Regions from separate parts of the Mus musculus genome. Here all the other regions are linked to region 1. A link is a loop called in an ENCODE intact Hi-C map of the cell type or tissue named here. Cell type or tissue: heart. All regions are shown on one strand.

Evidence for each region. A loop is a pair of places that touch in the nucleus more often than their neighbours do. Peaks named below come from ENCODE experiments on the same cell type or tissue, not always from the same donor. Only the 100,000 strongest peaks of a DNase experiment are listed, where the experiment ranks them.
Region 2: it touches region 1 in a loop (2.3-fold over the local background); 2 of 42 quality-filtered maps call a loop at or near these places.
Region 3: a loop joins it to region 1, with 2.5 times the contacts of the local background. A loop is called at or near these places in 2 of 42 quality-filtered maps.

The regions. Positions count from the first base shown.
Region 1 is chr16:8,731,310-8,739,309 of GRCm38, reverse strand. It overlaps Usp7 (ubiquitin specific peptidase 7), which reads left to right and starts at 968. Exons shown (of 31, transcript NM_001003918.2): 1 at 968-1,106. The coding sequence starts at 1,025. In heart, a CTCF peak has its summit at 3,154; DNase peaks (open chromatin) are centred at 279, 1,109, 1,299 and 3,079; H3K4me3 peaks cover 3,588 bases; H3K27ac peaks cover 2,719 bases.
Region 2 is chr16:8,682,876-8,690,875 of GRCm38, reverse strand. Gm5767 (predicted gene 5767) reads right to left here. Exons shown (of 4, transcript NM_001324517.1): 2 at 7,895-7,996; 3 at 7,473-7,617; 4 at 6,971-7,118. The coding sequence ends at 7,004. It overlaps Usp7 (ubiquitin specific peptidase 7), which reads left to right. Exons shown (of 31, transcript NM_001003918.2): 31 at 1-2,154. The coding sequence ends at 96. Among named protein-coding and RNA genes, the nearest start is that of Gm5767, 6.1 kb to the right of the region's middle. In heart, a CTCF peak has its summit at 4,592; DNase peaks (open chromatin) are centred at 423, 3,925 and 4,565; H3K27ac peaks cover 1,372 bases.
Region 3 is chr16:8,639,971-8,647,970 of GRCm38, reverse strand. It overlaps Pmm2 (phosphomannomutase 2), which reads right to left. Exons shown (of 9, transcript NM_016881.3): 2 at 5,122-5,233; 3 at 2,526-2,602; 4 at 1,707-1,798. Among named protein-coding and RNA genes, the nearest start is that of Tmem186, 6.3 kb to the right of the region's middle. In heart, a CTCF peak has its summit at 3,943 (motif pointing left); no DNase peak of the experiment used is centred here.

The DNA of each region.
Region 1 (8,000 bases):
TACACTTTGCCTTATTGGATCTAGGGTGCAAAAGAGTTAAGTTTCCCACGTATTTGCCCGGGTGAGAATCCCGGGGCCGGTTACGGGCCGTAAAACGGCGCCGCGCCTTGGGCTCCTTGTCCAGCCCAGTTCCCGCGAGCACCCCTACCCTCAGCCGGAGCCCCGCGGCCCTGGGCTGCGCTCCGCTGCCTCACAGAGGAGACCCCGGCGCCCCGCTCCAGCAGGGCTGGCGGGCGGGCGGCCGGCGCGCGGGGTGGGTGCTCCTCGGTGGCGGCGGGCGGGCCGCTCCCTGCTCCGCCTCCCGCTCCGCCTCCCGCTCCGCCCGCCGCCCGCCCTCGTCTCGTTCGCTCCGCTCTCGCCCCCCATGCGGATGTGACATTTCACGCCGCCGCCATTTTGAGAGCGAGCTGAGCCGAGCCGAGCCGCCGGGCGCCGCGTCCGCTGCCGGAGCCCCGACGACGACGCCGAGGAGGCGGAGGCCTCAGCGCCCCGAGCGCGGCCAGCCGGTCACCCGCCCGCGCAGCCTCAGCGGTCGCCGCCGCAGCCCACACCCGGGCCCGCAGGCTCGCCGCGGCCCGCCCGGCCTCCAGCCTTCCGCGCCCGGTCCGAGGCGGGGCTGACTACGCGGCCCCCGCCCGGCCGCCCTCCGCCCCCGGCCGGCCCGCGGCCCCGCAGCCCCGGCCCCGGCGGCGGGAGGCGGGCCCTGCGGCGGCGGCGGCGGCGGCGGCAGCGGCGGCCGCAGCGAGCGAGGAGGCCGCCCGGCTCGGCCCGCCGCCGCCCGCCCGCCTCGGCGCCGAGATTGGGCGAATCGCGAGCAAGTACGTGCGCGTCTCCCTGCCGCCGCCGCCGCCGCCGCCGCCCGCCGCGGGCCGCCCCGGGGCCGCCGCCGCCGACGACGCGCGGGTAGGAAGAGGAGGAGGCCGCCCCGCCGCCGCCGCCGCCGCCGCCTCTGCTAGCAGCCGCCCGCCCGCCGGGCCCGCAGCCCGGGCCTCCGGCCGCAGGCGAGGCCCAGGCCGCGGCCGACATGAACCACCAACAGCAGCAGCAGCAGCAGCAGAAAGCGGGCGAGCAGCAGCTGAGCGAGCCCGAGGACATGGAGATGGAAGGTGAGGCCCGCAGCGGGGCCGGCGCTTTCATTGTGGTCCGGGCGGCCGCGGGAGCCACGCGAGGGCCTCGCCATCTTTAACCAGGCCGGGCTGCCGCTCGGCCCCGCTCGGCCCGGCGCTTTTGCCGGGCCGGGGCTGCACAGTCATGCGGCCCGGCGGGGGGTGGCCCCGGACCCCCGAGTTCACGCATTGTGCAGCGCACGGGCTGCTGGGCACAAAGCGCCGGAGTCGTAAATTAGGATCGAGGTGTGTTGGCTCCGGGTACCCAGGTTGGGAGGCGGGCCCCGGGGACCGTCCTCTTTCCGGGGTGTGTGGCTCTGGCCAGGCTGGTTGGGCCTGCTCCCCGGCCCCTGAGCTCTTGGGGTGGGTATGGGAGCGGGTGCGCAGGTTCCCCTGCACCTGCTTCTGAACGCGCCCCCGGAGAGCCTCCCCCCAATAACTTCCGAGCGCTCTGCCGGGCGTCGCGCTTAATTGCGGAGACACCTGCAAGGCGCGCAGCTGCCCTCAGCCTTTGGACTTGCTGGGAAAGTACTCAGGTTCGCCTAGTTTATAAGTTACCTGGGCTTGTGGAGGAGTTTGGGTACCTGGCTGTAGGTGGTGCCGTCCACGTCCGGCTAAAAAGTGTGCTTGAAACTATGGAGTTCCGCCGCACATGGCTGGCCTACTGCAGAAGCAGATTAAGTTCTGGAGGTAACTATGTTTTCTACCGGAGCCGCAGGAATTTATCTTGGTACTGGATTTTATACTGTTTGTAGAGCTTCGCTATCAAGGTTTGCTGTGAAAGCGCAGTGGAGGGACTCTGGCTTCGGGATCTCATGCTGGGTTGGTCATTTTCTTTTCTTTTGACTTGGTACTTTAAGTGAAGGCAGTATGCGCGGTTACCTGCCCTAAAGGGGTCAGACAGGCAGGAATCCCAGTGAGGGGCAATGAATGGACCGTTCAGCAAGTGATAGTGGCTTTCATAAATGAATGAAGGTTCCTAGGAAGTTGGGGTAAAACTGTATTTGTTGTGTATGATGTAGCATGCTCTAGGCTAGGAATACTGACTCTTGACCCCCCCTGTGAATAACTTGATGGTGATCAGTGGGAATCAAACAATTGTCTGACCATGCAGCAGAGGGAAAAAGGCCCTAGGGGGCCGGGGGAAGGGGGAAGCTGAAGTTCATGCCAAGGACTAGGCTGTTTCTCTTGGCCTCAGCAAATCAGTAATTTCAGAGTGTCTGGCAAGTGCGATTAAACCAAATAGCTGATGGAACTCACCTTTGGGAGATTAGTGTACTCCTTTTATGCTATAATTTCATGCACGTCTAAAGTGGAGAGTTGCTCGGAACGTGAACATCCGTTTTCCTTTCAAGTCTTCCTCACTGCTCCTCTAGGGCTTTGTGAGAATAAGATTGGACAGCGCTGGGGGGGGGCATATTTCTGATACAGACTGTATCTGGAAAAATGTCTATGTCCAAAGTTTTGACGAGATTAGGGTGGTGGAAGATCTTCACAGGTTTTTTTACCCATGATATCCTGGGCTTCATGCTTGCTTCCCAGAGTTTTCTCGTGAAACTTTCATTTTCTATCAAAGTTAGTATTTGAGTTTTAGTGTTTAATGGGTGTTGTGGCTTTCAGTTTTCTATTCTTGCGCTAATTCTGTAGAAAATGCAGTCTTTCAGGGCTGTGGCCATGTGAGCTAGTATAGTGCTTTGGTGTGGGAGTGCACGTTAGACAGTCTTATTTTAGCTTTGCACTCCGCAAATAGGGTACTGTGCTGTTGTCAATTAGGATCAGGAAGGGTTGATAACTTCTTCCAAAGTCCAGAATAGCCGAATTTAGAGTTAACAACTTCGGTAGGTCTCACAAGCCGGGCTGCAAATGGGATCTAGACCGGAGCTAATGGCTAGCACCATTATTTACTTGGGTTTGGTAGAGCCAGCAGCTGGAGGGGGTCAGAGCTATGACCAGCTTGGGAAGGAAGGCTTTGTGAGGCGTATCCTGTCTGCCTTCCCTCTAGGGCAGGGTGGTTTCGATGGAGAGGGAAGCTGGGAGACTGGTTCTGTTGGTTGTAATTTCCCCTCCTATCGGTAGTCAGGGCTAGTATGCTAGTATGCGGTCCTGCCTCACTCTGTCAGAGTTACATTTGTTCTTGAGTGACCACACAGTGCTCATACATCCACTAGAGAATTGGTTATTTTAAGTTCTTAGGAGTGCTGAGGAAAATTAGGAAGGGAAAAATATGGGGAGAGAGAAAATGAGGGTCTGTTTACTGGTGGTGTAACCACAGCCTGCTGTCTGTAAGGCCGGGAAAGCAACTTGTCTTGCTTCTTGCTGGGAGGTAGAGGCAGAGTATATCTGACTGGGGGTGAATTTATTTGGCAGTTCATTTATTGTCTAGCTTCACTGGCCCATTATCTGAAGAGGTGGCTTACATATAGGTGGCTTACATATCTGTAGGTTCTATTAAAGACACACAAGCTTTGCTGTGTGCTTTGCTTGTGGCTCACAGTAATCTCCCTAACAGGAGAATGTGCTGTTCTCTGGGTGACACTTCTGCACTCGAGCACTGTTTCTTTCAGAATGTAGTATTTGAGAGCTGAGTAAGTGGACAGACTTGCTGTCAGGAGCAAATGTGTGACCACTGCAGCTTAGGTAGGCTTTGGTTTGTGGAAGAAATATTTTTTTTTGTTTTACTTATTTTTATTTTATACGCATTGGTGTTTTGCCTGTATGTATGTCTGTGTGAGAGTTCCAGATCCCTTGGAACTGGACAGTTGTGAGCCATCCATGTAGGTGCTGGGAATTGAACCCAGCTCTTCCAGAAGAGCAGCCAGCATTCTTATCCTTCTGAGCCATTTCTCCAGTCCCAGTGGAAGAATTCTTGCTGTGAGCATCACCTCAGAGAGCCCAGTGGAATCAGCCCTGGCCCAGAAATGTGTCCCTTTGATGCCAAACAATCGGGTCTGCTTGCTGCAGAGTTGCTCTTTTCAGCCCGTGATGCTCCCAGTCTGTCTTCTCAGCCTTTCTGCCCACAGTCCAGGGATAAGAACACCGATAGGGGAGAAAGTGCACCCTTACCCTTACTTCTGTTTTTCCTGTGGAACTAGGAAACTAGGCAGGTCATTAGGTTAGTTCACAGTTGGGTAGTCCTATGGCAGAAGAGGCTAGAGGTTTACTGAGAATTTGTGTTTAGTTGCTGTGTGACCTCTGCCTGTTTAAGCCATTGATGCCTCAGTTTCTACATCCTATGAAAAAGAGGTCATGCAAATCGGCCAAGGCTGTGCTGAAATCAGTGCCACCAGGCTTGTCAAGGACAGGCACAAGATAGAGCCATCGATGTGCGCTAAGTGTGGGCTGACTTGGAGCTGAGGTGAGGAAACAAGGCACGCAGAAAAGCCTGCTTGTAATTATACATTGGCAGAATGAGAGTAGGAGGTAACAGCATCAGTTTAGGTGTAGTTACTCCTGCACCCTCACTGGGTCAGTCATAGTCTTTATGTAGTGTTGGGGACCAACCCCAGGTTTTCCTGCAAGCCACACAGTTTGACTGAGTTACACCCCCAGATTTCCCTATACCTGTTTTTGAGCCAGGTTTTCTGCAGCTGAGACTGGTCTCGAGTAAGCTTCTGCTCTTTCTGCCTCTACCTCCCAAGTGCTTGGACTCTCGATTAATGACCAACTAATCCCGGTATTGATGTCCTGTAATAGGGATATGCAATAGAAAACTAAATGTATGGCAGGACTGTGTCTTCCTGGTGCCTGGAAACCCTTGTTCAGGAGGTCATTGGTACTGCCTTGAGGCAGGCTCCAATTGGAGTGCAGTCTGGGCTTGAGGATCCTGCACGCCTGGGTGCTGGGATCACCCGCTTTGCACCAACACACAGCTGCTTTATTGTAGTGTTACTCCTAGTGACTGAATACTACTGGGTGGCGGTGGCGGTGGCGGGGAAGACAGGTCTCACCAGACCTCTAGACTTAGGAGGGAGACTATGTTCTTGCTGGGTTCCCACCCACATTCTCCTATCAGGTTTTCCAGGCACTATCTTAAGTGGGACCCTTGTTGGGACTTTGGCTGTAGTGTGTGTTTGTTCTCTTTCTTTCTTTGTCTCTGTCTCTGTCTCTGTCTGTCTCTCTCTCTCTCTCTCTCTCTCTCTCTCTCTCCTCTCTGGTTTTTCAAGACAGGGTTTCTCTATATAGCCCTGGCTATCCTGGAACTCACTCTGTAGACCAGGCTGGCCTCGAACTCAGCACCTGGAAGGCGCTAGGATTGAAGGTGTGTGCCACCACTGCCCGCCTGGAATAGCTCTCCTTATGGTCTGTTACTGCCAAGCTGTCTACCTATGGGACTGTTAGACCTGCCCTATGAAAAGGAAGGGAAGTGACTCATAATAACACCAATCATAGCTGGGCAGGTGGCACCTGTTGTCCTGTCTAGCACTTGGGAGGCAGAGGCAGAAGAATCACAAGTTCTGAGTAGTTATGGGCCAAGTATTGAAATTTCCATTTGGTCTCCCATAAAACACCAAGCAAGACCTCAAGCCATTTGCATGTCGTGTTCCTAAAGAGCTTGGCAGGTCATCTGAGGTAAGGCCCTGGAAAGGAACCAGTGGATCCTTTGCTGTACCTGCCTTCATCCAGCCCTTTGCAGACCTGGCTTGGAAAATGACCATTTCAGGTGCCTCTGGATTTTGCGAGATAAGTTTTTTGTTTTTTGTTTTTTTCTTAAGATTTATACATTTATTAATTATATGTGAACACTGTAGCTGTCTTCAGACCCTCCAGAAGAGGGCTCAGATCTCTTTACTGATAGTTGGGAGCCACCATGTGGTTGCTGGGATTTGAACTCAAGGACGTTTGGAAGAGCAGGTGCTCTTAACCACTGAGCTGTCTCACCAGCCCTGGAACTACAGTTTTTAAGGAACTTAGTCTGGGCAGAAGTGCAGAAAGCTGGTACCTGGCAGGACACTCATTATGAAAGAGGGTGGAAGAGCCATAAGCAGTTGTGATAGCTGCTGACCTTGTTGTCATTGCTGTGTATAGGGAAAAAAGCCTTTTCTGCGCCTTCAGCACCTCCCTTCTCTAGACCACCTATAAGGTCTGCTGAAGGCTTTTGATGGCTCTGTCTCTTTCTTTTAAAGATTTATTTATTTTATGTAAGTACACTGTAGCTGTCTTCAGACACCCCAGAAGAGGGCATCAGATCTCATTAGGGATGGTTGTGAGCCACCATGTGGTTGCTGGGATTTGAACTCAGGACCTTCAGAAGAGCATTTGGTGCTCCTAACTGCTGAGCCATCGCTCCTGCCCTTGATGTCTCTTTAAGTTTCCTTTTGTTATTGTTTGTAGTTTTTTAGAAGAGTAATAATACTGAGCCAGGGAATTGCTGCTCATTCCTCAAGTGGAATCCTGGGCAGCAGGTGTGTGTGTTTTCACAGTGGCCGGTGGTGAATTTCACCTGCTTCATACTTGCTCGGAACCAATTTGGACTTGAGAAAGTTGGAAGAAGGAAGGTTTTCAGGCATCGTGTGTTGGCTGTATATGCATGGCCAGCAGGGAGTTAGATAGATGACATTGTTAGCCAGAAGCAGACCTATGGCAGAGGTTGGGAATTGAAGCTTCTTTTTTTTTTTTTTTTTTTAAAGATTTATTTATTTATTATATGTAAGTACACTGTAGTTGTCTTCAGATACACCAGAAGAGGGCACCAGATCTCATTACGGGTGGTTGTGAGCCACCATGTGGTTGCTGGGATTTGAACTTCAGACCTTCGGAAGAGCAGTCGGGTGCCCTTACCCACTGAGCCATCTCACCAGCCCCCGAATTGAAGCTTCTTACTGCAAAGTCGTTTACAGAGTTTCTTAGGGCAGTATACTGCAAGGTATAGTACACAAGGTGATGGATACTCAGAATAGACTAGCAATTACCCAAACAGGACGAGAAGAGGGATGACCAGGAGAAGCCCTATCCTGGGAACAAGAGTGCTTGCACTAGAAGGAAAGGTAGGCAGCAAGGTGTCTGTTATCAGAGATGGGACTGTGTACCCAGCCCACCCACTTTTCCTGTGTTTTCTGAATGGAATTCTTATTTCTTGCTCAACCCCTGAGGTGAGGGTGGAGGTCACTGCTGAGACAGAGTTGTTGGTAGAGGCCCAGATGTCCTGTCAAACTCATGCTATCAACTCACAGGTGCTTCAGATCTATTGGTGTTTGGAACCTGGGAGCCAGCGGGTGTGGTGTCCTAGTTTCAAGCTGATGGGTGGGCCTTCATTCTTTTGGGTGACTGAGAATGGAAATTTACGGAGGAGAGTTGTGTGTGGTTTTTAGGCTTGCTGCTGACTAGTAAAACCTGGTCCTTCGTTCTGATCCCATACCAGTGCTAAGTAAGGATCCTTGACATTCTCGGCTGGGCAAGCAGAACTGTAGGCTAGGCATCAGCCCCAGAATATGCTCCCTGGGAGGGTCTGTTCCTGATGAACTGACTGTTGCTTCCACGGTGCTGAATCACATGTGCAGGGTGGTTTCTCCTGTGGCGTAGTTACACCCGAGATGTAGCCACAGGGATTTGGGTGGTGAATTGACACAGACAGGGTTTCTTTCTCTGTGTAGCCCTGGCTGTCCTGGAACTCACTTTGTAGACCAGGCTGGCCTCTGCCTCCTGAGTGCTGGGATTAAAGGCGTGTGCCACCGGCCCATGGCACCTTCAGAAAAGGTTAAGGAGGCACCACAAAGAAGCACATGGTACTTCTCTGCCACATGTAGGCAGAACAACTCTACCATCTAACAACCCTCTAGAAATTGGCTGTGGGCCACTGCCTGGGTCGCAAGTGTGTTTCATCAATATCACTTTGGGGAATAAGTTACATTTGAAAACTCTTAATTGACCCCAGCAGTTTCTGTTTTAAAATGAAAA
Region 2 (8,000 bases), 48 kb after region 1:
CATCCTCGGCCTTGGCTAGGGCTTGACCACTTCAACAAAGCCCCAAAGAGGAGTCGCTACACTTACCTAGAAAAGGCAATTAAAATCCACAACTGACTTCCTTCCCGTGTCCAAGGCGAGGGACAGTGCGTGGGTGTGTGCCCTTTTTAACAGCCGTAGACCTCTGGTGCACGTGCACTCTCCCCGAAGTCTCCAGCAAGAGGATTTGCTGCTGATGTTTTATTTTGTTGAGGCTGTTCAGTTTGGCTTCTCTGTATCTATTGACTGCCCTTTTTGAGCAAAATGAAGGTGTTTTTATAAAGCTTGGATGCCAATGAGAGTTCTTTTATGGTAACCACAATGCAAGGCAGCCATCCGCAGCATGGGAGAAGAGGTTCCTAGGGGGTGAGTCCCTGGCAGAAGTCCCTGGTTGGCGCAGGCAGCCTGGCCACCTGCCCAGGTCCTGCCACCAGCCCTGCAGCTAGTCAGGCTGATGAGTAGGCTCGTCCAATTTCTTCCTTCAGTTAGACTTTCAGTGATCTGTGTGCATCTGTAAAGGCAAACCAGAGAAAACAGCCCTAGTCAATAGTGTTCTCCTCACCATGTCCGATGCTGGCCCTTCCTGGGGCTCCTCTCCTCAGCTGCCTGGAGGCTTTTTAATAACCGTCTCTCTTTGTCAGCTAGTACTGTAGCAGCCTGTTCACGAAGTGGAAGTGGATGCACTGAGTGCGGTCCTGGCAGTTAGGGGTCTTTTATACACTGAGAACATTGTCAGATACAATTAAGGTTTACTCTGTTGCCCATTGGCAAATGTAATGATCTGAGCAGGTGAAAAGTCACTCTAGGCTTCTGTGAGGACAGAGTGGACGAGCGACAAAGGAGAGAGCCTTTTAGCAAGGGCGCATGCTCGCTAATGGTTAGTACGCTGTTGACTTTGTAAAAAAGATAAAATAAAAAAGGAAAAATGGAAAATGAAATTGTATATTTAATGAATGAAACCTGTACAATTTGCCCTGGGAGGAGGCCGTTTTCTATTGGGTGAGTGCGAGTGACCCTGGCCGACTTGGACACTCTGCGTAGCTTTATTTGAGTCTTCTCCTTGTTTCCCTTTTTGTTGGAGCTAATGCCAGCTGCGTGTCTAGTTTGGAGTGCAGATAGAAGGAGCAAGCCACACTTCTTTCCCACCCCCAGTACTTCTGTTTGTTTCTGTAGCAGCAGTGTACACCAATTCTCCTGTATATTGCCTTTTTGCTGGAAAATGTTGTATGTTGAATAAAATTTTCTATAAAAATTATAATCCGATGACTGCTGTGGAAGCCGAGGGTGACTGCTCCCCTGGGAGCTTTGCGTTGAGCCAGGCTTTCAGCCGCCACATGCTTTCTCACCTGGCCTTTTCCTTTGGGTGGCAGTTTTTATTTTCTTTTTGAGACATGGTTTTGCCCTACAGGCCTGAAGCTTGCTGTGTAGACCAGGCTGATCTTGAACGCACAGAGGTCCACCTGCCTCCGCTTCCCAAGTGTTGGGTTTAAAGGTGTGAGCTCGGCTCCTGGCTTCCCATTTGGAGCTTGAGGGGTAAGGGTTTGTAAGGTGTGGTGGCAGTTAGGAGGCTGGGGGAGGAGCGGCAAGTCAGCCTGTGCTACGCAGACAGACCCTGACAAGAAGTTGGAATGTAGCTGGCGCCACAGAACTTGTCTAGTATGTGCAAGGCCCTGGGCTTCATCCCCAGTATCTAAAGAAAATGCAAGCATCCTCAGGTGGAATTCCTTGGAGTCTGTATTCAGACTGAGGAAGTGTAGGGCCTCTGCATGAGGCGTCTGGGGGAGGCCACTGGTGTGCTGTGGGTTACCTCGGGCCTCCTGGTTCTGAGCCAGTCTGTAACCCGACTTCCTTTCTCTGTTGCACTATGAATTGTGTGCCTTCTGATAACTTATTGTATCCAGATGAGTGGGGAAAGCAGCACATCGTGGGGGGCCAGGTGGGCCTCGATCCTGCTGGGCCCTTTGGCCTGTAAATGAGAAGTTACAGGTAGTAACAGGCAAGACAATGAGGACTGCTCACCCAATGTTGGCCTTTGAACCCCAAGGTGTTCCTGTTTCAGGGTTTGTTGGGGTTGCTCAGACTTAGATACCCACAATTTTTATTCTCCCTTAAATATTAAATGACTATTTTTCAAATAACTTCTTGTAGTGTTTCTTGTGTGCCGCATTCATTTCTCCATTCCTTACCAGCTCCCAAAATACAGAGTTCATTTACCTGATTTAGGTGGAGGTAGAAGCAGATTTCTACTTCTAAATTTAAGTATTACTAAAATGTGAGAAACGGTTGTCTTCCAGCCTGCTCACTGAATCCCCTGAGGATGCCGTCGGGTCCCTTTGCTCTGTGACGTGGGTGTTGATGTAGGGGGAGTGTGACTTCAGTGAGGGCTTGCAGCCTTGGTGGCTATGTGATTCTGCTCAGGGCATGAAGCTGGAATGGTTGTGCATACCAAAGTGGAAACAGGGTGATGAGTTCAAAGCCATTCCTGGCTACGCATCAGGGTCTGGGATGCCTGAGACCCAAGCTTGAAAACCATGGGTCATTGGCCTCTGTGGTTTTCTTCAACACTAAAACTCCCTGTGGCTCCTCTGAGGCCATTCCCCCTTTAGCAGAGCCTTGATTGAGCCAACTGTCCCTGTGACCAAGCACATCTGGCAAGGAGGAATACCATATTGCTTTCCAGCTGTTTGTTAGGGTAAATGTGCAGTTACATTGATGAAGCCTGGCAGGGTGGTGATCCCAGCCACCGATGAGACTAGTCTGGGCTACATAGTACAAACCCTCTCTCAGAGTAAAACCCAAGTCTGGTTGTGCCACATGGGGAATAGGTACAGCCCTTCCTGGAATGGATGTCTGTGGAAGCTGATGAGGGACAGAGGTCAGGTGCTTTTGTAGGAATTGGGGCTGTCTTCATGTGTGGGGCCCTCAGCATGTTGTCCCTGTCCCAACCCTGTGCTATCAGACAGTAGCTGCCCCCATGGCAGAGTGCCTTGTGTCCACTCTCTACTTCAACTTCTGGCTGCCTGTGGCCAAGCACCAGGAATGGGGCTCAGTTCCTAAGGGAAGGGACAGTCACTTTAATCTGTTGCACATAGTCAGAGCCAAAGTCCAATGTCCTCATTGGCACTCAGTTTGATCCTAGGGACTGCTGAGATGCAGTTCTTACAACCTGCTGGCTTGAAGGAGCTCCAGGGGACTTCATTTCCCAGGTAGGCAAAAAGCTCCATCAGGACCAAATCTCCTTGTGTCCTTCAGTTTTACTGTTGGTGGACATGGGTGGTTGTGAATGAGACCTGCAAGCTGGGACCCTCTGCTTTGAGATCATTCTGAGGGCAAAACTTGGGTATGATAGTCTCTGTCCCTCCCTGCCAGGGGTCACTGGCCCATGTTAGGTTATGTGCCTGGTCTGGCTGAATGGCAGGGCTAGATGGCAGGTCCCAGCTTGTACCTTCAACATGTTTGGAAACCAGACTCCAAAAGGCCTCACGGTCTCTGAGGTGAGCTCACATGTCCTTTCCTGCCAACCAGGATACTGGGCTCTTGGATGTTCTAGCTCAGTTTTCCAGGCTTGGGCTTGCAGTAGGAGGAGGTGAGGGGGTTGGGAAGGCACCTTTAGGTTCGTCGAGGCTGAGGGGTAGTGTTAGCCTTCCAGCTAAGTGGCGTGCACAGTGCTAAGGGCGCATTAAAGCTGTCCGACTTCTCTCCCTGGCCCTAGCTCACTGTCCCCAGACCAGCTGCAGGGCAGATTTCCAAGGTGGACCTGCTGGGCAGGGCTGGCAGCAGTAGGCTGGGAGTGGGCACAGAGGCCTGCCATGGTGGCTGCTGATAGCACAGCCATGGCACGCCACACCCACCTGTCCACTCCAGTGATAAGGCTGTCACAGAGGGTGGGGTGACCGTAATCAGCACCGTCCTTTTAAGCTCACACGGATGCCGAGTAAAGCAGGACCTTCAGGCAGCTGCAGCACTGTGGGTTTCTTCCACTTTCTATGATATGGGCAAGCCTGGGGTCTGTGGGGAGGGGGGGCTCACGGCCTAGGCACTGTGGAGTTGAAAACTGAGACACTCTTGTCCAGGAATACAAGTCAAAGCCCAACATGTTGCATGGGGGACAGAGAGGGACCTGAACAGGGAAGGGAGCTTTCAGGTGAGCTTGGAAGGGTCATCCAAGGCTTGCTTTCTGTCTGAGGCCCACGCTGACTTGGCATGATAGTGTGATCTTGTATCAGGTCTATTTCTATGCTACTAAGGTTCGAAGTTCTGAAGTCCAGTTTCCCAGTATTCCCTCCATTGCAGGTGGTAGACAGGCTTGGGGGTGAGGGAACCCCTCAGGTCTGGAGAGCTGCCTGCTTTGGGCAGTGTGCCTCGCCCGACTTTCAGGCTTCTAGCAATCTCAGCCTGGAATGCTTGCTAGCCCACCCACAATGCAACTACCCACTCATCTACAGCTTTTATATCAAACTAATACAGGGAGGCAGACTTGAGTTTCTGGCTGCCCATGCATTCAGTCACCAGACCGCCTAGGCCTGGATTTCTACCTCTGTCAACTGGTGCAATGCTACCTCCCTGTGGTGAGTATGGGTATTACAGGGAACCCAGCACAGATCAGTGGCCCATGTACCTCATGTGCCTGTCATTTCCCATGTCCCCCTTTCTCTTATTCAGATAATTTACTCGTTTCTTCACCCTTTCTACTCATATAGTGATAGCTACACCAATATAGTTGGTTTTTTCAAAATTAAATGGAGCTCCAGTGTGGTAGTTCACACTTGTCAAAACAGCGGTCAAGAGGCTGAGTCAGGAGAGGATGGTGAGTGCCAGGCCTGCCTGAGATACATAGTAAGCTCAAGGCCAGCCTGGGCAATTTAGTGAAGTCCCTGCTACAAAATGAAAAGGAGGGTTTGGGATGTAGAGTGCTTGCCTGTCATACGAAGCCCCTGCTTCAATTCTCAGCATTGCAAAGACAAAAATCCAATCGTTCTGAAACTGGATTTCCCTGTCCCTCCTTCCTGATCTTGCCCCTAATGCTCATCCTACCCAGAAGTCTCACCCACGGGCCAGTTTGAGGTCTTTTAACAACCACTTCCTTCCTGTTGGCTTCTTTGCACCGTGACCTTGGGAAGGAGTCCACCCCAGGAGAGGACTCAGCAGGACCCCTTCCTCCCTCCCCAACTTCTCTTGTAGCCTCTCCCTAAACTTCTGTTAGATCTTAGGGGTGTCAGGCTCATGAGTCTTCCTGGAAAAAGCACTGAAGGGATGGGCTATTCTGGGGTGCATAGAGAGGGTGCTGCCTGGGTGGGGTCCGGAGGGAGGTAGCAAGCACTGCACATGGCTCCAGGTCAGCTCATTGAAAGAGTATGATCTGTGAGTTCCAGGGCAGCAACTGTTGCTGTGATAAACTACTCTGGTAAGAAGAATGGAAGGGAGAAAGGGTCATTTTAGCTCCCAGGCATCAGCTTGAAAGTCACCTGATACCCACAATCAGGAAGCAGAGATGGATAACTGCGTGCTGCAGCCCAGCTCTCTTTTTTTTTTCACTTAACCAGTCCGGGATCCCAGCCAGGGAATGGTGCTGTGCACAGCGGGCAGGTCCTCCTGCCTCCATAAATATGATCACACCTCCTCCACCACGCCAGGCAAGGCACCTTGCCTAGACAGGTCTGGATCTGGACAACAGCAGCAACAGATTTTTCTTTCTTTTTTTTTTTTAAAGGGCCAGGCATTTACTATGTAACTAAGGCTGGCAATCCCCACCTCAGGCTCCCAAAGAAGTATTGAATTCTTGTCCATATTAACTGCATCATTAACTGTCTGTTAGCCACAGGTGAGGCTGGTGAGGGCGCAGCAGAGTGTGGGGCAGGTGGAGGGGAAGAGACTGGGCGAATAGAAAGGCAGGCTGCACTGGAGACCCTCCCCATACACCCACTCCTGCAGGAGAGGGCTCTCGAGACCCGGTGAGGTCCCCCCATTTGTCTGTGTGTCTGCACATACGTGGGTGCACCTGTGTAGGTGTGCATGTACATAAGTGCACAGTCATGTGGAGGCCCAAGGTTGATGTACAGGATCATCTTACTCATGTAGGCAAGGTCCCTCAAACCCAGAGCTTGCTCACATGGCTAGTCTCACTAGCCAAAGCTTGCTCTGGGAGCCTCTTTCTGGGACTTGGAAGGCTGGGATTACATGTGTGCTGCCCGCCCAGCCAGCACTTGTGTGTGTTCTGGGGATCTAGGCTCTGGTCCTCACTTTTGTGAGGCAACTCCTCTTAATTACAGGGCCATCTTTCCATGCCAACGCAAGGGCTTTGTCGGCTGCCCGGGGCATCCAGGGGAAAAGGCCGAGGGGCTGCTGGAGAGGACAGAAGCCTAGGGAGGTGGCCAAAGGAAGCTCAAGCAAGCCTGGGGACAAAGCAGGCTGAGGAAAGCTGCTAGTGGGTGGCCAGAGGACATCTGCAGCCCTCGGGGCTAAGGATCCCAGACTGCAGAGACCCACGGTGAGGAAAGGACCACGCTCTCTTGGCACTGCGGTTAGGGCACTGGTCCCTGAGGGAGCGGGTGTGAACCTGGATGTGGGTTGGGGGATTATACAGATGAGGTGTGGCTAACAGGTTTTCCCAAAGGAGCAGAAGCTGGAGCTGATAGGAAGAGGCTAGGAAAGAGGTGGCTTGGCTGGTGGAGCTGTGGCATCTATAATCAGTTAGAGGAGTCTTGTGCTCCAGCCCTCCTGAGGAAGATACCAACTAGCACATGTTGTGACCCAAGCTTACGTAGGTACCATCTATGGTACATGGACAGAACAGAGGAGAGTGGAGGGTGTTTACCATACTCTTGATGAATGGGTATATGGGGGGCGGGCACACATACACATGCATGCATACGTGCATACATATACACACATACATGAACACACATACATGGACATATAAACGCATATATGCACATGCACTCATACACACATATACACCCTGATGTTGCTTTATTGCTGTTTATAGTCATAATCCCAGGCGATGGAAGTAGTAGATCTGGTGATGGCACATGGGGCAGGAGTGGGTCACATCCATGGTGCTCCGTATGCAGAAGGGGATGAGACAGCAGCCCAGGAAGCACCTGCAGCCTCAGAAGCAGTGTGTGTTCACCTGAGTAGGTCCCTGTGCTGACCTGCACCCTCGTCACACTTCTGCGTGGGTCTCAGTTCTTTGGGGGCAGTTCTCCAGAGCTGGGCTGAGAGCTATACTGAGCCCTCTGTTTCTTGGCAGTAGCAGTGATGGCGACCTGTGTGGAGCCATTTGCCCTGCAGGTGGGCATTGTCCACCCCACCCCCATCCATTGTTTCAGCCACCCAGCTAGAGGGCAGACTACCCTGAGAGAAGAAACCAAACCCAGTCTGGGACCTCCCTTTGTCCCCAGTTCTCTCTGCACTCGGCTAACCCACCCTATCTCTAGCAGGTTCCCACTACTTACCCAAACACAAAGAGGCCACTGCACAGCAGCCAGGTGAGGAGGCCTGGGGTATAGGTGGTCACTGTCATGATACGGTTCCCACAGTAGGGACATACGGCCTGCACTGGGATCGAAGTTGGCATATAAGGTATGCCAGTGAACGGGCCTGGGGAATGGAAACAGGGAAGATGGGTCAGATCAGAGTAAGTTCCAGGGGAGCCAGGTTTACACGGAGAAACCCTGTCTCAAGAAACAAATACTAAAATCCTCCAATAAGTTTGCAGTAGAGAAAGGAAGATATCTCAGAAACTCTAGGTATGGCACCATCTCAGGTGAGCAGTGTGAGGCCCAGGCTCACCAGAGAAGGTGCTGTCTGCTTGGTGACTGGCCTTCTGGGTGCCTGAACATGAGACACAGGGAGGGGAGGCGGGTTCCTTACTTACCTGGTGGGACTTGGTTGTACACAGGGTAAACTCCAGGTGATCCTGGTCCTCTTGAGCTAGGAGGGTAGGAAGAAGGTGGCGTCTCCCTGGACTGCCTAACATCTGA
Region 3 (8,000 bases), 91 kb after region 1:
CAGATGTAGAACTCTCTCTCAGCTACTTCTCCAGCACCATGGTGACAATGGAACAAACCTCTGAACTATCAGGCAGCCCCAATCAATGTTGTCATTTATAAGAGTTGCTATGGCCATGGTGTCTCTTCATAGCAATAGAAATCCAAACTAAGACACCAGCCCTATTTCTTTTTTTTTTTTGAGCAACATGTAGAGATGTAGTAAAGAACTCCCAAGAGTGGGGAGGATCGTAGGGAGGAATATCCCACACCCCACTTTTTAGACAGTGTCTTATGTAACCTAGGCTGCCCTTGAACTTGCCATGTAGCTAGTGATGGATGATCTGGAGCCCCTGGTCCTCCTTCTTCTACCTCCCAAGTGCTGGGGTTACACCTTGAGGCACCATGTCTCACTAGTCATAACATTTAACATCGACTATTTGCTAAGATGATGGTATGTGTGTGTGTGTGTGTGTGTGTGTGTGTGTGTGTGTGTGTATACACACACACACACAGACACATACATACTAGGGAACCTGGGTGTGTTACTAATCACTGCACGTGCCTCACCGTTTCTGCCACACCTGCTGTAGGAGCATCTAATGGTAACAAGGGCTGGAAAGGAGCCCAGCTCAAAGGCACTTGCTCTTTAGAGAATCAAATCTGCTCCTGGGGCATCTGGTTTGCTAGTGAGCTCTTGAACAGACTGATGTCATGAAGAGAGGACACTGACAGGCTCTGAGATATGCTCCATGCAGTCTCACTAATGGCTCAGGAAACCTGATGTATTCAGAGGCAGACTGCTCATTCAGGCCTGTCATGATCACAGGAAATGGAGCTGACCAACATGTTTCAGTTATTCCAGGGAAGATGGCTAGATACTTCTTAAAAAATTATGTCTTTAGTTTTAGATCTAAAATAATAATAATAATAATAATAATAATAATAATAATAATAATAATAAATACATATATATTGTGAAGAACGGGTAGGATAAGCATGTATGTAGGTCAGAGGACAGTTTGTTTTGGGGTGTCCTGCTCTGCCAGTCTCTGCTTTAGTCCCTTGAGACAAGGTCTTCGGATGACCCTGGCTTTATGGAGGGCCTGTGAGCCCCAGTGGTCCTGACTCCGTCCTCCACAGTGCTTAGAGTGCAGTGTACATGGGACCAAGGCTAACTTTCTATGCGAGGCCTGGGGATGTGCACTGAGCTTTCCACGCTTGCACAGCCAGCCTTTCCTCTTCCTCACCCGCCAGCCCTGTAGCGTGGACTTCAAGCACCACAAGCAAACACACTTGCTTCTGTATTCATCCAGCTTTACACTTTCAAACTGCAAGCTTCCGATGCTTTTAAAAAATTATGTGTGTATGTGTCTTTTACAAATGTGTATGTAGCCGGGCAGTGGTGGCGCACGCCTTTAATCCCAACACTTGGGAGGCAGAGGCAGACGAATTTCTGAGTTCGAGGCCAGCCTGGTCTACAGAGTGAACTCCAGGACAGCCAGGGCTACACAGAGAAACCCTGTCTCAAAACAAACAAACAAACAAACAAACAACCCCAAAAAACCAAAACCAATGTATGTGTGTGTATGTAAGTTGTGCATGTAACGTATGTAATGCATATGTGCGTGTGCACAGCTAGCATTCGACAGCTTTCACTACCACTCTCCACCTATGAGTCCACTGCTCAGTATTCTAGAAGAGCCTCTCTGTGAAGGGTGAACTCACCTTTTCTTAGGGAGTTTAATGTTTGCAATGTAGCTCAGACAGTAGTTGATCAGGTCTTGGATCACATCCTCCCCCAGATGCCCTTGAATATTCTAGGCAAACAAAGCATGAGTTATTTGATACAACAGGAAGTACTTTCAAACGGCTCATGGCACATGCAGCTATCCTGCTAACACTGCAGAAGGCACCGGCTGACCTAGCAGGGACAATGACACACCCGGATGTCCTTTCCCCTCGTTCTCTTTTCTGCTGGTGAGAAACATTAGGTAAAACACTGTGCCTCCGTCAGAGGCCGTCTCAGCTTCAGCACTCAGGAACCTGGACCTCTTTCACAGCTCCTCGGAACCTGGGCCTCTTTCACAGCTCCTCGGAAGGGCCAGAGAGCTCAGTGCGGCGGCTCTTAGTGCTAAGTACAGCTTCTCTTTCACAGCCCCTGCCTGGGTGAGTGGCCTGCTCTAGCTTTGGCTATTGTAATAGGCACGCTGGACTCCAGCAGCTTTAAAAGGCCATTATAAAGATGCAGTCACTATCTGGAACAAGCCACAGCTGCACAGGCAAAATTCAAATTTAACAAAGAACACACTGTGAAGATTCCCTCCCTCCTGCCCAGAGGCAATCCATCCTTATCTCACACAGTGTGCTCTTCTCTGGTCTGTTTACTTTATTCTTTATAAACGGGACTCTCATTAAGCTGCCCAGGTTGGTCTTGAACTCACTTTCTAGCCCAGGTACCTAAGATGCCTGGCTGTCCCAGGAGGGCTGGCTTACTTATGGCGCAGTAGCAGTCATCCAGAATGGGCTGCATTTGTAAAAACTTACCTGCTTACACAATAGCTTCCCATCTTTGTACGCTACCAAGCCATTCTCTGGAAACACATAATCGTATTTCTCAACCACTACAACCAAAACAAGATAAAGCTGAGGGTGCGTTGAATAGAAACCTGCCTTTCTCTTCCTTCCTCAACACCCACCACCAAGGACCTGGCTAAGCACCTAAGACCTTGGCAGCCCTTCTCGTCCAGAGGCTGGGGACTGCCACAGCAGCTTTGGCTGTAAGCCTGAGGGATGACAAATGAGCTGCGGGTGGACCCTGCCTCCAGCCTGTAAGGTAAGATGCTGGCCCATGCCTGCTTCCAACTGCCATGAATTAGCACCAGGAACAAAGTGGAAAGGACACAACCACACTCTGCTCTCAGGCTTGCCAGAGCAGAACTGCTAGGCTCCATTTGTTTTTTGTTTTTGTTTTTTAAATATTTATTATTTTTGGCTAGGCCATGGTGGGGCGTGCCTTTAATCCCAGCACTCAAGAGGCAAAAGCAGTTGAATCTCTGAGTTCGAGGTCAGCCTGGGGTACACAGAGAAACAAACAAAACCCAAATACATCCACATATTATTTTGTGAACACATGTACACATCATGGTGTTCATGGAGGCGGGGTCAGTTCTCTCCTGTGCGGGTTCTGAGTACTGAACTTGTGCTGTTAATTGCTTTTACCCACTGAGCAATCTCCCAGACCCCAAAATATTTTTTTTATAAAAAAATAAAAATTTAAATACTGTTTTAAAAGATGATTCTTACACTCATTTCGACTGGAAGACTAGCATATAACCCACAAAAGATCTGCCTGCTACTGCTTCCCCAGTGCTGGACTAAAGGCACGTGCTCCGGTGCCTGCTTGTTTGTTTTTGAGACAGGCCCTCATGAAGCCCATGCTGGCCTGGATCTCATTACACAGTCTAGCGCGTCCTCAGGCCCACAGCAAGTCCCCAGAGTGCTAAGGTTACAGGCGTGTCCACTAGCCCTGATGGATGATGCCAGGTGAGCTCTCAACTGGCTTCCAGGTGAATGTTAACTCTTGTTATCCTCCCTGAAGCACAGTTCTGCTACAGTGACAGAAAACCTCTCAGAGCATGTTCTTAACTACAGCACTGGAGCCAGGGATGGCAAACACCTCTGTGACAGGATTTCTTGGGCTGAATATGCCTCTTAATGTTGCTGTGAGTGTTTCTAAAGTGAGTACCTCCGAGGAAGATGAAGTGGCATGTGTCCTGCAGATGCAGAGACGACTTCCAGTGATCTGACCCACAGACTTGCACTTTCAGATAAGACATGCTGAGTCCCAACCATGGCAATGTGATCCCCAGGACACACCTGGCAATGTCTGGAGACAGCCTGGGCTGTTACACTGGCTGAGTATGTGTGTGTGTGCACTCTACTGGCACCTAGTGGAGAGGCAAGAGATGGCCTGAAGCCTGCTACAGTGAACTATCCTGTCTAATATGTCCTTAGTACTAACCTGACTCTGGGACAACAGTGAGGTTTCTGTCTGTTTTAACCTCATGTCAGTTTTTAAAGGAAAAAAAAAATGTATTCTATGTGTATGAGTGGTTTATCTGCATGTATGTGTGTGCACCTTATGGGACTGGAATTACAGATAGTTGTGAGCTGCCATGTGGGTCCTCCATAGGAGCAGCAAGTGCTGTTAACTGCTAAGCCATCTCTCCAGCCTTGGCTTTTTAGCTTTCTGAAGACAGGGTTTCACTCTGTATTCCCGTCTGATCTCAAAACTCCAGACTCCCTTGTCTCAGCTGCCCAGGTGCCTGGTTCACAGACATTCCACACTACAACAGGTAGTGAAGAACTCTGTTTGTCAATCTCTCTGCTCACTGCTTCTCACAGACTAGCTACCCCAGAGACCCTGGGAAAACAGAGATAAATAACAGTCTGCAACATAGACTTAAGTTTAGTCTTTAAGACAGTGCTCTCTCTACCAGCAGGTCAGGCACCAGAATTTTGGGAGGGGACACTTGCGAAAACATGATATCCAGGTCCTAGAGACCCACTGTTTCACCATCTCCAAGAAAGAGGCCAGAAGACTCTCCAGCTAATGCCTGTCACTCCAGCACCCGGGAAGTGGAGACAGGAGATGAGTTTGAGCCCAGCCTGGGCTACAGAATTACACCCTATCTCAAAGGTTCTCTAGCTTGCCAGTCCTGTGTGTGAAGACTGGTGCTAGGGGAATCTAGTGCCTCTCATGACTAGGGAACCCTGGAATACACCGGGTCAGAGCAACAGGGACAATGTACTGAGACCAGAGGTATCTCCTTATCTGAGTGTGTGTGTGGGGGGGGTGACAGCCAGGAGGTGGGGCCTGGGCTGAAGTGACAGAGAAGTGACAAGGTTCCGCAAGCACAGACACAGGCATGCACACACGGCAGGGAGAGTCTATCTGTACACCTGAGGGAAGGGTCTGTCAGAGATCACAGAACTTACTTTTATATGACTAAAGCAAAGGCCAAATAAGGGCAAAGAAAATGTTTTCCCAGAGAAGGCAGAAAGTGTGCTCCATGGGTGATGGTGGCAGGTCTCAGTATCCTCAGCATTAGTCGTGGGCCGGAGTACAGTCAGCACTTACCATCATTTCCCAGTTGCTCTTGCAGTTTCTCAAAATCTGACCCACCTACCACTCCAATTTTGGTCTTCTGCCTCAATTTTTGTAGAAAGCCATCCATTTCTTCTGTAATTTTCTACATATCAGGAAGGAAAACAGGAAGATTTTGAGTCACATAATCAAATGAAAACTGCAAACTAATCCAGCCTACCCTGAATCAGCAAGCTAATTTGCCTCACACAAGCCCAGCGGTATTACTAGGCCTGTAGAAAAATTTAAATATTTAGTTATTATTTGGGGCTATTAACCTTTTTTGTTTTTTTTTCCCCTTTCCCCACTTTCTTGTGTGTTCGTTTTCTTTTGAGTTTGGGTTGTGTTATACTGCCTGGGCTAACCTTGAACTCCTGGCTAAAGAACACCCCCATCTTGGGGGTAGCAGTACCACGCTCCTTTGTTCCAGGTACCTGTCAGTCTGTTATCCCTCTGTCCCCACAGGAGCAGATAATGTATGGTTATGGAGCTATTCTGTCCTGGGTTATGACTTGCTTTTTTTATTCTGTGTTGTGGTGACCTTTTTATACATAGATTTAGCTTATTCTTTTTTGTTGGTTTTCTTTGAATATATGTCTGTATACCACATGCATGCAGTTGCCTGAGGGCAGAAGTGGGCACCAGATCATCTGGAACCAGAGTTACATATGGTTGTAGCTACTTTGTGGATGCTGGGTCCTCTGGAAGAGCAGCCAGTGCTTTTAACCACAGCACCATCTCTCCAGCCCCATAATCGTTTGTTTTTTAAAGGTGTCACAAGCCTGCAATACCAGTGTTTGGGAAATGGGAGCAGGAAGATCAGGAATTCAAGGCTACTTGGATTTCCTAAAAATGTCTTTTAACAGACAAACAAACAACTAGGGGTCTGTGCTGGCTAGATTTATGTCAACTAGGCACAAACCACAGCCAGTCATCTGAGAGGAAGAAATCTCAACTGAGAAAATGCATGCATAAGATCGGGCTGTGGGCCAGCCTGTAGAGCATTTTCTTAATTAGTGATTGACGGGAGAGGGCCCAGTTCTTTGTGGGTGGGGCCGTCCCTGGGTTGGTGGTTGTAGGTTCTATAAGAAAGCAGGCAAAGCGTGGAGCACGCTAGTAAGCAGCAACCGTCTAGGGCTTCTGTATCAGTTCCTGCCTCCACATTCCTACCCTCACTGCTTTTGATAAGGAACAGAGATATGGAACTGTTAGCAAAATAAACCCTTTTCTCCCCAAGTTACCTTTTGGTTAGGTGTTTCACTGCTGCAGGAGGTAAGCCTACAGCAGGGCCTTAGGATGCATCTTTTATACTTTTTGTTGATTTGGTTTTATGGGTGCTGAGGAGTCAGTGCAGCCTTCTGCATTCTAGGCAAACACCCCACCACTGAGATGCAGCCCCAGCCACATTTCCCCAACTTCTTGTTTGTTTGTTTGTTTGTTTTTGAGACAAGGTTTCTCTGTGTAACAGCTCTGATTGTCCTAAAACTCACTTTATAGACCAGGTTTGCTTTGAACTCATAGAGATCCACCTGCCTCTGCCTCCCAAGTGCTGGGATTAAATGTATGCAACACCATACTTGGCTTTCCTCTCAACTTTTGACAGAGAAATACTGACTTACTAAAAAAGAACTAGAACTTTGCTAGTTGTCTCTTTGGGCCACTGAATTAATCCCCAAGTGGTTTGCTACATCAGAATGGTTGATAGGGAAGACTACAAAATTAAAGAAATGGAATTCTAACCACAGCAAAGCAGTCCCACCTTCAGCAGAAGGGCAACTCAAGCTTTGCACGCTGATGAGCCACATGGCACTGTGGTCAGCCAACGTGACACATCCTGCTGTATCCTCTCAATTCACAGGACAATTTCCTTAGCTCTGTGCCCACCTGAGCTCTTTCTGTAGCTTTTTTCTCAGCTTAAATATCGCCAAAGTGAAGAGGTTGTGAAAATACCTTTGATGCTCATGCTTACCAGCTGATTTCAAAAGTGAAACAGACAACCAATCCTGAGAATTATAAAACAATATAATAAGCAGGTTAACACCTGAAAAATGGAATTGAGGTGAAAGAAAAAGAATTATGGAAGGTATTTCAGAGGTGGCAACAGCTGTGGATTCCAGGAGGCATCAAACAGACCTGTGTGCCATTAGACCAATAACTAAGTATTACTGGAGCAGAACACTGACGCTCTATGTCGGTGTTCCTGTGGCTTCTGTCCCACAGAGAGTTAAATAGCTGTGACAGAGACTATGTGGCCTGCAAACCTCAACATACTGACTCTCTGGGCCTGGGGGCTAGCTTAGCAGGAGTGCTTTCCTAGCTTGTTCAAGCTGTTGGGCTCGATCTCCACAACCAACAAATAAATGTGTGTGTGTGTGTGCGTGTGTGTGTGTGCGCGCGCGCTTCTGCCTTGTACAGAAGAGTATGCCAACTCTGCACTATGGTAATAGAATACTAGTGAGATGTGACTCTGAGCATTGAAGGGCGGTACCCTTGACCTTCATGCTGAGAGGAAAGGGGTGAAGTAGCTCAGTGACCCTGGTTTAAAGTCACTCAACAAGAGCAAACACACAGTGACAGGGACTGGGCTTCTCTGTTCATTATTTTTGTCAATGATCTCTGTGAGATTTTCCAGGATGCCACAGTTGGAAAATGATTCATGAAGCTGTTAGGGCCTGAATCCATTTGTCTTCTTTTGTTCTGAATCTTATCTCAAGTTACGGGGTAGGGAAGAAAGCACCCAGGAAGACAGACTTCTATACAAACAGGGAAATGTGCAAACCTCTGGGTCCGTGCTAATCACGTGGAGCCTACAGAGGCCATATCCTGTTACAACAACCACAATAAAAGATAACCTGTTCTTCCTCTTCCAGATT